2 separate regions of the Mus musculus genome follow, and region 2 is linked to region 1. Evidence: chromatin contacts called from ENCODE Hi-C or POLR2A ChIA-PET data. All regions are on one chromosome and are shown on one strand. The core of a region is the stretch at or near the end of the contact, and the rest is flanking DNA. Distances in the headings are between cores, read along the strand shown. Region 1 holds the start of Zfp777 (zinc finger protein 777). Region 2 holds the start of Zfp746 (zinc finger protein 746).

What was found. Hi-C counts contacts between places; a loop is a spot of excess contacts on that map. ChIA-PET counts read pairs that join two places held with the same protein, here RNA polymerase II (POLR2A).
Region 2: a map of heart shows a loop between it and region 1 (4-fold over the local background). The contact joins the promoter of Zfp746 here to the promoter of Zfp777 in region 1. A Hi-C loop is called at or near these places in 11 of 37 maps with a recorded cell type or tissue (heart, left cerebral cortex and v-Abl transformed pro-B cells). POLR2A ChIA-PET finds 5 or more read pairs at or near these places in 1 of 5 experiments (Patski).

Annotation. Positions count from the first base shown.
Region 1 is chr6:48,046,227-48,050,881 of GRCm38, reverse strand. Zfp777 (zinc finger protein 777) reads left to right here and starts at 2,768. Exons shown (of 6, transcript NM_001081382.1): 1 at 2,768-2,896. The coding sequence starts at 2,780.
Region 2 is chr6:48,083,845-48,088,303 of GRCm38, reverse strand. Zfp746 (zinc finger protein 746) reads left to right here and starts at 1,711. Exons shown (of 7, transcript NM_001163475.1): 1 at 1,711-1,989. The coding sequence starts at 1,966.

The DNA of each region.
Region 1 (4,655 bases), core at 1,519-4,018:
CCTGTCTCGGAAAAAGCACACCGTGGCTATGGTTTATTGGAAGGGCTGGGGTGCTCAGTAGTGAAGTGCTTGCCTAGCATGCCTGACGCCTTAACCAAGAGGATCTTGGGTAATCCAAACACTAAGAAATGGTAACAGTTTGAACTAATGAATAAGCCAGTTGTCCTTACCTATGCTGTATAGACATACTGAAATGTTGACATGCCATACTGTACTTCACTAAGAGCTCAATCCCAGGAATTCACATGTTGAAAGGGGAGAACCTTGAAGTTGCCCTCCGATCTCTACAGGCGCTCATAGCGTATGGATGACCACACCCCACCCCCACAACTCACACATAAATAAGTAAATAAATACATGTAAATAAATTAAAAAAAAGGGCTGGGGCTGTAGCTCAGTGGTACAGCTGTACTCTAGCATGCAAGAAGCCCTAGTTCAATTCCCAGTCTCAGTAATGCATTAAGTAAATAATAACTGCAACTGCATCAGTTGTTACAGTAAATGTTTGGTGGTTAGCCGGGTGTGGTGGCACACGCCTTTAATCCCAGCATTCAGGAGGCAGAGGCAGGTGGATTTCTGAGTTCGAGGCCAGCCTGGTCTACAAAGTGAGCTCCAAGACAACCAGGGCAATACAGAGAAACCCTGTCTCGAAAAACAAAAAAACAAAACAAAACAAAACAAACACCCCCCCCCACAGAAAAAATGTTTGGTGGGTGATAGGATTAATAACCAGAGTGTGTTTTTTATAAAACACTATAAACCAATGGAAGAAAAGCTATCCAACAGCGCAGGTACAGACTATGAAGAGAGCCTTGCAGGGTAAGAAAACTAACATTACTGCAGCAGATTTTAAAAAGCAATCAACTTCTTTAATGATGGCAACATAAATATATGTCAATAAGAATAAGGAGTTGCATTTCTCAACTTTTTGACAAACTTTCTAAGTCCCTTACCAGGAAATGTTGGCCAGGACATGAAAACAGGAAGTTATGCATGGTGGTAGGGTATGTGGGCACCGTCTCTGCTGAGCAGTTAAAGCCTGGGAAAGTTGAAGATACTCTATTCTAGAGCTGGTGAACAGCACAATGCGCTATGTATGTCTGTGATGTATATGTGGCATCCTGGCAGCAGGTTTGGATTCATTTCCCCCGAAGGATAATGAAATACTATATAGGGGTTAGAATGAATAGACCAGGTAGATAGACTTGTTTACACATACTGTATCCACCCAGATAACAAAAAGTTGCAACAGGATATGGGCTGAATAAATACAACTTATGTAAAACTTCAAGAATAGGAAAGCCAGTAGTGTGCACTGCCTGTGTATGCACACATGATACGCAATTCATAGACATATTGGGGGGGAGCACGTGACACTTCACGAATAAATGAGATGTCCTTGGCCTGGTGGTCTCCGTTTTTTTACTGAGAGCTTCATATTGCCCGGTTGCCTTCTAAGACAAGCTCCAACCCAGACACCCCCGGGGTTCTATGAAGTGAAAAAATTATTCTGGCTTTTCCTCTAGGTTCCAGTTGGGGTTCATTCATCCCTAACTGTAACCAGGACACCTGCTCAGACTTATTTTTCTTTTTTCATTCCATTCCCAAATCTTGGCAGCTCCTGCAAATTCAGTAAACGTGCGATTCACTGAACCTGTCCAGGAAAGAGGGTTCTCTCTCATGGTTGGAAAGAGTACAAGGGGGCGAAAACTGCAACTTGGGATCAGCAAGCCACTCCCGGCTCGGCCTCAGTTTCCTCCTAAGTAGCCCGTCTAGCCCCTTCCAACCCGTGCCCTCAAAGATTCCAGGAATTCTGTCCTTTCTGGCCGAAAACAACACTGAGGCTTTTCACAAAGCACTCCCACCCCCACCCCTCGCTCCCCTTGGATCCACAGCCCGCGTCCCTGGAACCCGGGCTGCACTGCGCTGGTCACATGAACTCCGGCTTTCTGTGGTGTGACGGCTCTCTCCGATCCCTTTGTGAGCGCAGGTTTTGAAAGCCAACGACCGGGTTCTGGGTTTGAGACGCGCAGGCGGCCGCGGGCGGAAGGCTGTCGGAGCCCATCGGCCCGCCTCCAGACCCAGCGCGCCGCGCGCCCGGGATTCCGCTCCGCCGCCTCCGCCGCCGCCGCTGCCCGCCGCTGCCCGCCGCGGCCTGGCCCGAGGGCGCCGGGCCGCCAAGACGCCAGGTGAGCCGCGAGGGACCGGGAGCCGCGACGGGCTCAGGGCGTGTCCGGCGCCGAGGCGGCCCGCGCCTCACTGTTCGCTCCTACCGGCTGTAGATGGAGCTGTCTGGGTTCCGGCCGCCTCCGACGAGCCTCCGAGCGCTCCTCTTGAAACGCCTGAGAGGGACATGCCTCCCAGGATGCAGTTTGTAGCAACATGGCAGCTGCGGTGCAGCTCCCCTGCTGAAGAGGCGCCGGGACGGCCGCGCAGCTCGCAGCCGGGACCCGGGCCGCAGCCGGGGTCGCAGCGTCGGCCGCTCGGGGCGGGCGAGCGCGCCGGGGGCGGCCGCAGAGCGCTGGGGCCCAGCTCGCCGCCCGGGCGCAGCCCGCACAGCCGCGCTCCGACGCCGCCACCGCCGCCACCGCCGCCCGCGCCCGCCCGCCGAGCACAGCCCCGAGCAGGCCGGGGCCCGACGGCCGCGCAGCCCCGGCGGGTGAGGCCAGGCCGCGCCGCACTGCCAGCCCGCCCACGGCGCCGGGCCTGCGTGGGGCTGCGCGCGGCGGCGGCGGCGGCGGCGGGGACTCGCACGGCGCGGGCCGGGCGGCGCGGGGCCATGGCCGAGGCGGCCCCGGCTCGGGGGAGGGCAGCCCGCGCGCGCACGGACGCGCGGCCTCGGGGCCCCGGGGACAGCCTGCGTGCTCCGGGCTCGGTGGCCCGGCCTGGGGTCTCGGTAAGGGCCGGGCGCGGCGACGTTAGCGGGGAGGGGGCGCCCTGGCGGGCTCGCGCGCCCCCTGGGGGGGAGGACGGCCGGGGCGGGCGGGAGCGGCGGCCGTCCGTGCGAGGCTGCGCGGCCGCACGGCTCCCGGACACGCGGCCCGAGGTGGGGCGCGGGCGGCGCGCTCGCTCCCTGGCTGCGGAGCCGGCGCTGCGTCCGTCGGGGTGGCCAGCGGCACGTTTTCCGCAGAGCTCGGCCCCGCGGAACGGCTCCCGGCCTGGGCGCGGTGCTGACGCGGCTCTCCCATTTCGCAGAGCGGAGACACTGAGGCACGGACACCCGGCGGCGACCTGCCCTGCCTGCCCCAAGGTCACGTAGCGAGTCGGCCCGGGCTAGGTGCCCGCAGTCCCGTAGAGGCCTGCCCAGCGTGCCGCGGGCCTGGACGGGGAGGGGTGGCGCTGGCGGCGGCTTCGCCAGGGTGGGCGGCCTGGGCTAGCCGAGCACTGGCTGCGGCCCGTCGGGGGAGGAGGGGAAGGCCGGGCAGCGCCCAGCCCAGCGACTCCGGTGTGGGGAGCAGTGTGATCCATAGCCTCTGCGTCAGGAGCACCCCGAGTCAAACTTGGGGTACGGATAAATGGGGTCTGGCGAATGAGAGCCTAAGAGGTTGATGTTCTTCCGAGGGCCATTCAATAATTAAACGCCCTCCCACCCAACGTGCTCTCTGAGGCACCCTGGCTGTGCTAGGCGGGTTTGCTGCATGGGAGTCCGTGCCTTTGAACCTGTTTCCATGTATACTGGAAGAGATAGGATAGATGGCTTCCTAAAAACCTCGCAGTTCTTAAAATAACAATAACAAAACACCTGGGAAATAAAATGAAGATTTTTTTTTAAACATTCTTACCTCTGGGCTTAGGTCTTCATGGCATGTAATTCTGAGTGAACCATCCTGGGTCATGTAAGAAAATGGCACAGCTTTTGTAAAAAGTCAGATGTGTGTCGTTATGCATGTTTCTAGTATGTTGGCATGGATCCTGGAGCCCCTAATCATTTACCACACAAGGGTGGGGAGGAAAGAGAGACAGGTAGAAGCTGTGAAATGTGGCGCAGAGGAATTCTAACGTTCCTCTCCTGCTAGCAGGTAGCAGCTTGAGAATTTGAGCTTATTCGATTTAGCTGTCTTTGCTTGAGGGTAAGGTCAAGCCACAGGTTTGCTGGAGCTGATGACATTGTATCAGGACTTGGGGGGGGGGGGGGCTATACCTTATGACCCTTCACCCCTTTCCAGTATTCCAAATCCCTAAATGGAGAAGGAAAAAAAAACCATTTTCCTTTGAGCTCTGTCTGATTCAGGTGGTTAGTAAAGATGTCTTGTCCTGCTGGCTTTTTTTTTTTTTCTTGTCCCAGGTAAAACTCTGTTTGGCACCTAACCTGCCCTCCAGGTATTCTTTTCCCTCTTCCCACTAATTATAAGCAGATCCCCTAGTCCTCCCTCAGGCAGACTGCCTTAATATGCCCATTGTGTTGGCTCTTGGTTCCTTTAGCTGTGTGGTTGAGGCTTCCACCTAAGGGGGCTGTCTAGTATGCTACCAACTTAATAGTGAAGGGTTGAGAGTAAAGGGGTCTTTGAACTCTTTCAGGGTTTGCAGAATTTTGTATTTGTATGTATTTTGAGACCTCATAATTTGCATTAGGTTTCCTATGGGGCTCTTGGCACTACCATAAACTGTATGTCTTTAAGGGATAGGGCCCTGCATCCCAACATGAATGCCTGTAG
Region 2 (4,459 bases), core at 462-2,961, 38 kb before region 1:
CCCATAATCAGCCTCCAAACGATGACACCATTGCATACACTAGCAAGATTTTGCTGAAAGGACCCCGATATAGCTGTCTCTTGTGAGACTATGCTGGGGCCTAGCAAACACATAAGTGGATGTGCTCACAGTCAGCTATTGGATGGATCACAGGGCCCCCAGTGGAGGAGCTAGAGAACGTATCCAAGGAGCTAAGGGGTTCTGCAACCCTATAGGTGCAACAACATTATGAACTAACCAGTACCCCGGAGCTCTTGACTCTAGCTGCATATGTATCAAAAGATGGCCTAGTCGGCCATCAGTGGAAAGAGAGGCCCATTGGACATGCAAACTTTATATGCCCCAGTACAGGGGAACGCCAGGGCCAAAAAGTGGGAGTGGGTGGGTATGGGGGACTTTTGGGATAGCATTGGAAATTTAATTGAGGGAAAATACCTAATAAAAATATTTTTTAAAAAAAGGATTCCCCTCTCTCAAATGACTATAGCTTGTGTTAACATAAAGTTAGCCAGCACAGTCAGGGAGCTGGGGAAGGAGGGTCAGTTATTAAGAGTAAGAACAAAACTTCAGTTCCCAGGTTGCTCCCAGAACCTGAGACCCCTGACCTCCTGCACACGCGTACACATATTTGCATACATATGTGTGCATATACATAATCAAAAATAAAAGTAAATCATAAAATAAATAACGAATGGCAACAACAAAAAGATCTCAGGCACTGGTCTTGCAGGCTCCTGCTAGGGGGTGGCATGGAAGGCAATTCTGAATGGCAATACATCTTCTTTGCCACACGGGGCTCCACACTAGGCTTCTGGAGAAATTTTACATTTTGACTTTTTTCTTCCTTTCCTTGTTATTAAAAAACAAAAATATGAATTGAAAAAAATTAGGGGTCTGGGGTCTACTGGCACTACGTTAATGGACATGCTTCCAAACCTACCTAAACTTTGTTAGACATAACCTTTTATATGAACACTGTATGAACATGAATAATACACATGATAACACACATCTTGTTATACATTTGTTACGCATTTTAACGCCAAAATGAAGTAGTTCCGGACTACTCTCGTTCAACATCTTTCCACGCTTACCTGATATATCACAAGAGGGCGTTGGATCTGCGGTAACTACAGCTTGTGGTGAGATGCTGGGAACTGAAACCCAGCCCTCTGCAAGAACAGCAAGTACTTTTAGCCGTTGAACTGTATCTCCAACTGCATTCAAAAAGATTTTAAACGATGGCATTTTAACCCATTTTTCATGTCATTAAAATGTTTATTATAGTATACATACTATAGAAACCCCACATTTTTTGTGTCATTAAAATGTTTATTATAACACACATACATAATCCTACAGAGAACCTACTGTGACTTATCAAGCCATATTTCTATTGTTGGAAGCATTCATTCCATTTCAAGGCAAAAATAGGCGTGCTACAGCTGGACAGCTGCGGAAGTGACCGTGCCGGGGTGCGCACTGCCTGCCGAGGCCGTACCCCCAAGTTTTATACCGCCAAACCAGGTGGCACATCGCTGGTGAGCACTGGCGCCGCGGGGGGCGTGGCGATATGCGGGGGCGTGGTCGGAGGTCGGGCCGAGGCGGGGCCTCGTGAGGAGGGCGGGGCCAAGCGCGGCGGCAAGCGGGTGCCGGCGCTGCCGTTCGCCGCTCGAGCTGCAGGTGGAGCTGTGCCGCCGCGCTGCCTCCAGGAAGCCTCACGGGCCTTCGTCGGCCTGGCCGCGGCACCGGCTCCCAGGATGCAGTGTGGAGCGGCCGGGCGCTGACGGCGGCGGTGCGGCTGCGGGCGGAGCGGCAGCAGGCCGGCCTGCGAGGAGCGCGGCGGGGAAGGTAGCGGCAGGCCCGGGCGGCGCTGCCGGCGGAGAGGACCCGGCAGCCGGGCCTGCGTGGGGCCGCGCGCCGCGGCGTCGACTTCCTTCGCGCCGAGCAGGACAGCGCAGGGCCATGGCCGAGGCGGCCGCGGCTCCGGTAAGGGCGGCCCGCGCGCTTGGCCTGCGCGGCCTCGGGCCCCGGAAGGCCGGGGCCCAGCACACTGTGCCGCAGGCCCCAGGAGGGCTTCCGGGCCAGACCGGGCCTGCGGGTCCTGTGGCTGCGGCGGGCGGCCGCGAGGTCCTCCGGGGCCTACCGGACCGGGTGGAGCCGAGCGCAGGGAACGGCCGTCCGCGCCCGGGAGGCCGACCTGCGCCAAGTTCCCGGTCTGCGCGTCCCCGGGCCGGGCTCCTTCCTCAGCGCCGGGCCGGTGCTTCCCTCTCCCAGCTCCCCCCAGCGGCCTGGTGGCACCTGGGAGGTGTCCGACGTCGATTCTGTAGACAGTGAGCACCCACTATGTGCCCAACCCTCCTCAGGCGGCACGCGAGGACTGCTCGTATTTGTCCAGCCAGGCTGGCGCTGCACTCAGCCCGGTTTAGGCATGATTTTGTCTGCACTGCAAACCTGTGGGGTAGTAACTATTATAGTTATTATTTCATACAAAAGAAAAGCTGAAGGCCCAACGAAGTTAACTTGCCAAGAATCTCAGCGAGAAAAGTGTGGGAAGACAGTGCTCTCACAGTTCAATGTCTGTAATAAGGAAAGCAGTCCAGGTACACGAGTAGCCTTATGGTCGAACAGAAAGAGGTCGTAGCCAACCTGGTGGAGGTTCGAATGCAGGTGCTTAGCAGACTCTGGTGCTCCTCCCGCCCAGCCAGGTAATCTGTGCTTCTGTGAGTTGAGTTAGCTAGGGTTTCTAGGGCTTGGGCAAAGAGAGGCAAGGGCCAGACACAGGACAGTGCAAAACTGGTCCACAAGCCTGGAGATATGGTTTTGGATATGAGGCTGCAGAAATGGAAGGGGCTGGGAAGGCCTGGGCTTCGTCATATGGGTAGGAAAGAGTTGAAGGAATTGGCATCAGTGACTCCGGTCTCAGAGTACTGGCTTCCCTAGCTGTTTGGCAATTGACTATCCCACCTTCGCTTTAAGTTAGCAAGGTGCTAGGCTTCAGTAGAGCACAACCCCTACTTCCAACTACACAGGTCAAAGACCATGGACCCCATTTAAAAAAAAAAATTAAACAAGAATGACATCAACAAGATAGATGTTTGTGCAAATGTCTTTGTGTAACACACAGATTGCAGCAGAGAGAATGGGTGGCAAAGTACAAGGATACGTCTGAAATAGACTCTAGTCTGGGGCAATCCCAGTCAGGGCTGGTCCTGAGGAGTAAGGGACCAGAAGTGTCCTCCACAGCACTTGCTCCCTCTAACAGTTCTGCCAGTCAGAACCCATCTGAGACCCACTGAACGTCCCCAGTCAGAGCCAGTGTCCTTCCTTCTGTACAGCCTGAGGAACTCTTGAGCACCACCCAGGCAAGCTTTTCTGCCTCTGGTCAAGCTCTCATGTCCCCATTTTCTCATGTCTTCCCATTTTCTGGTTCTCAGCAACTCAGATGAGTCCACACTAGTTTCTAGAACTTGGTTTTTTTGGTTTTTTGTTTTGTTTTGTTTTTGTTGTTGTTTGTTTGTTTGTTTGTTTGTTTGCAAACAGTCACCAATCTTTTTTGTTCAAGAATATTCTTCTAGAATATAAGAAACATCCATCTTCAGGCACTGACCAGAAATGGCGCCCATGACAGGATCTCTGATCTACCCTGTGGGTTGCACCTTAGATGTACATGGAAGAGCTCCTCCCATTCCCTACCCAAATGTGTTCTTTATCCCCAGTAGGTAGTCACTAAAGCCTCTATGCCACTCCCAATGACAGGGATGCATCAGTCTTATGATTGTTGTTGCACATGTGAAAAGTATGACTATCTGCCTTCCTCACCAGATTATAGTTTATCCCTGATCTCAGGACAGCTCATGTCTGAGAATGATTCTTACCTTAAAGGAAGTTCAGGTGGTATAAAGAGTCCAACTCAGTGCCAGGCATAGCAACACACTTGTCACCCCAGAACTTGGGTGGTAAAGGCAAGGAAAACCAAGGGTTCAAAGCCATCCTCTGCCACTTAGTTCTAGAGCAGCCAAGGCTATGTGAGACTTCATCACAAAAACCAAGCAAAATACTCAGTTCTTTGATTGGTTAAAATTGGCAGTAATGGTAATTTTAGCTCATGGGGGAGGGGCAATTAAGAAAGGACCAAATCAGATTGTCCCAGAGGAAGGGGAATTAGCCATTGAGCTTATCTGTCTGTTAAGTGGGGACATGAAATGCTTTTTTAAAAAAGCAGTTGAGCAACCTCCTTGTTTGTACCTCTCAATTGAGCAGCTGGAGTTTTTGCTGGGTCATCATCATGCAGTTCCTGTGCGATTGTGACAGGAGTGCAGGCTGGGCTCTAGTAAATCTGCAGTGTATCGTTCATCCACTAAAACAGCCCAGCAATGCTAAGTCATTGTTTATTTTGCAAAAGTGCACTGTGTGTTTACCATGTGTTTAGCGCGGTGCTATGAAAAGACACAGTGTC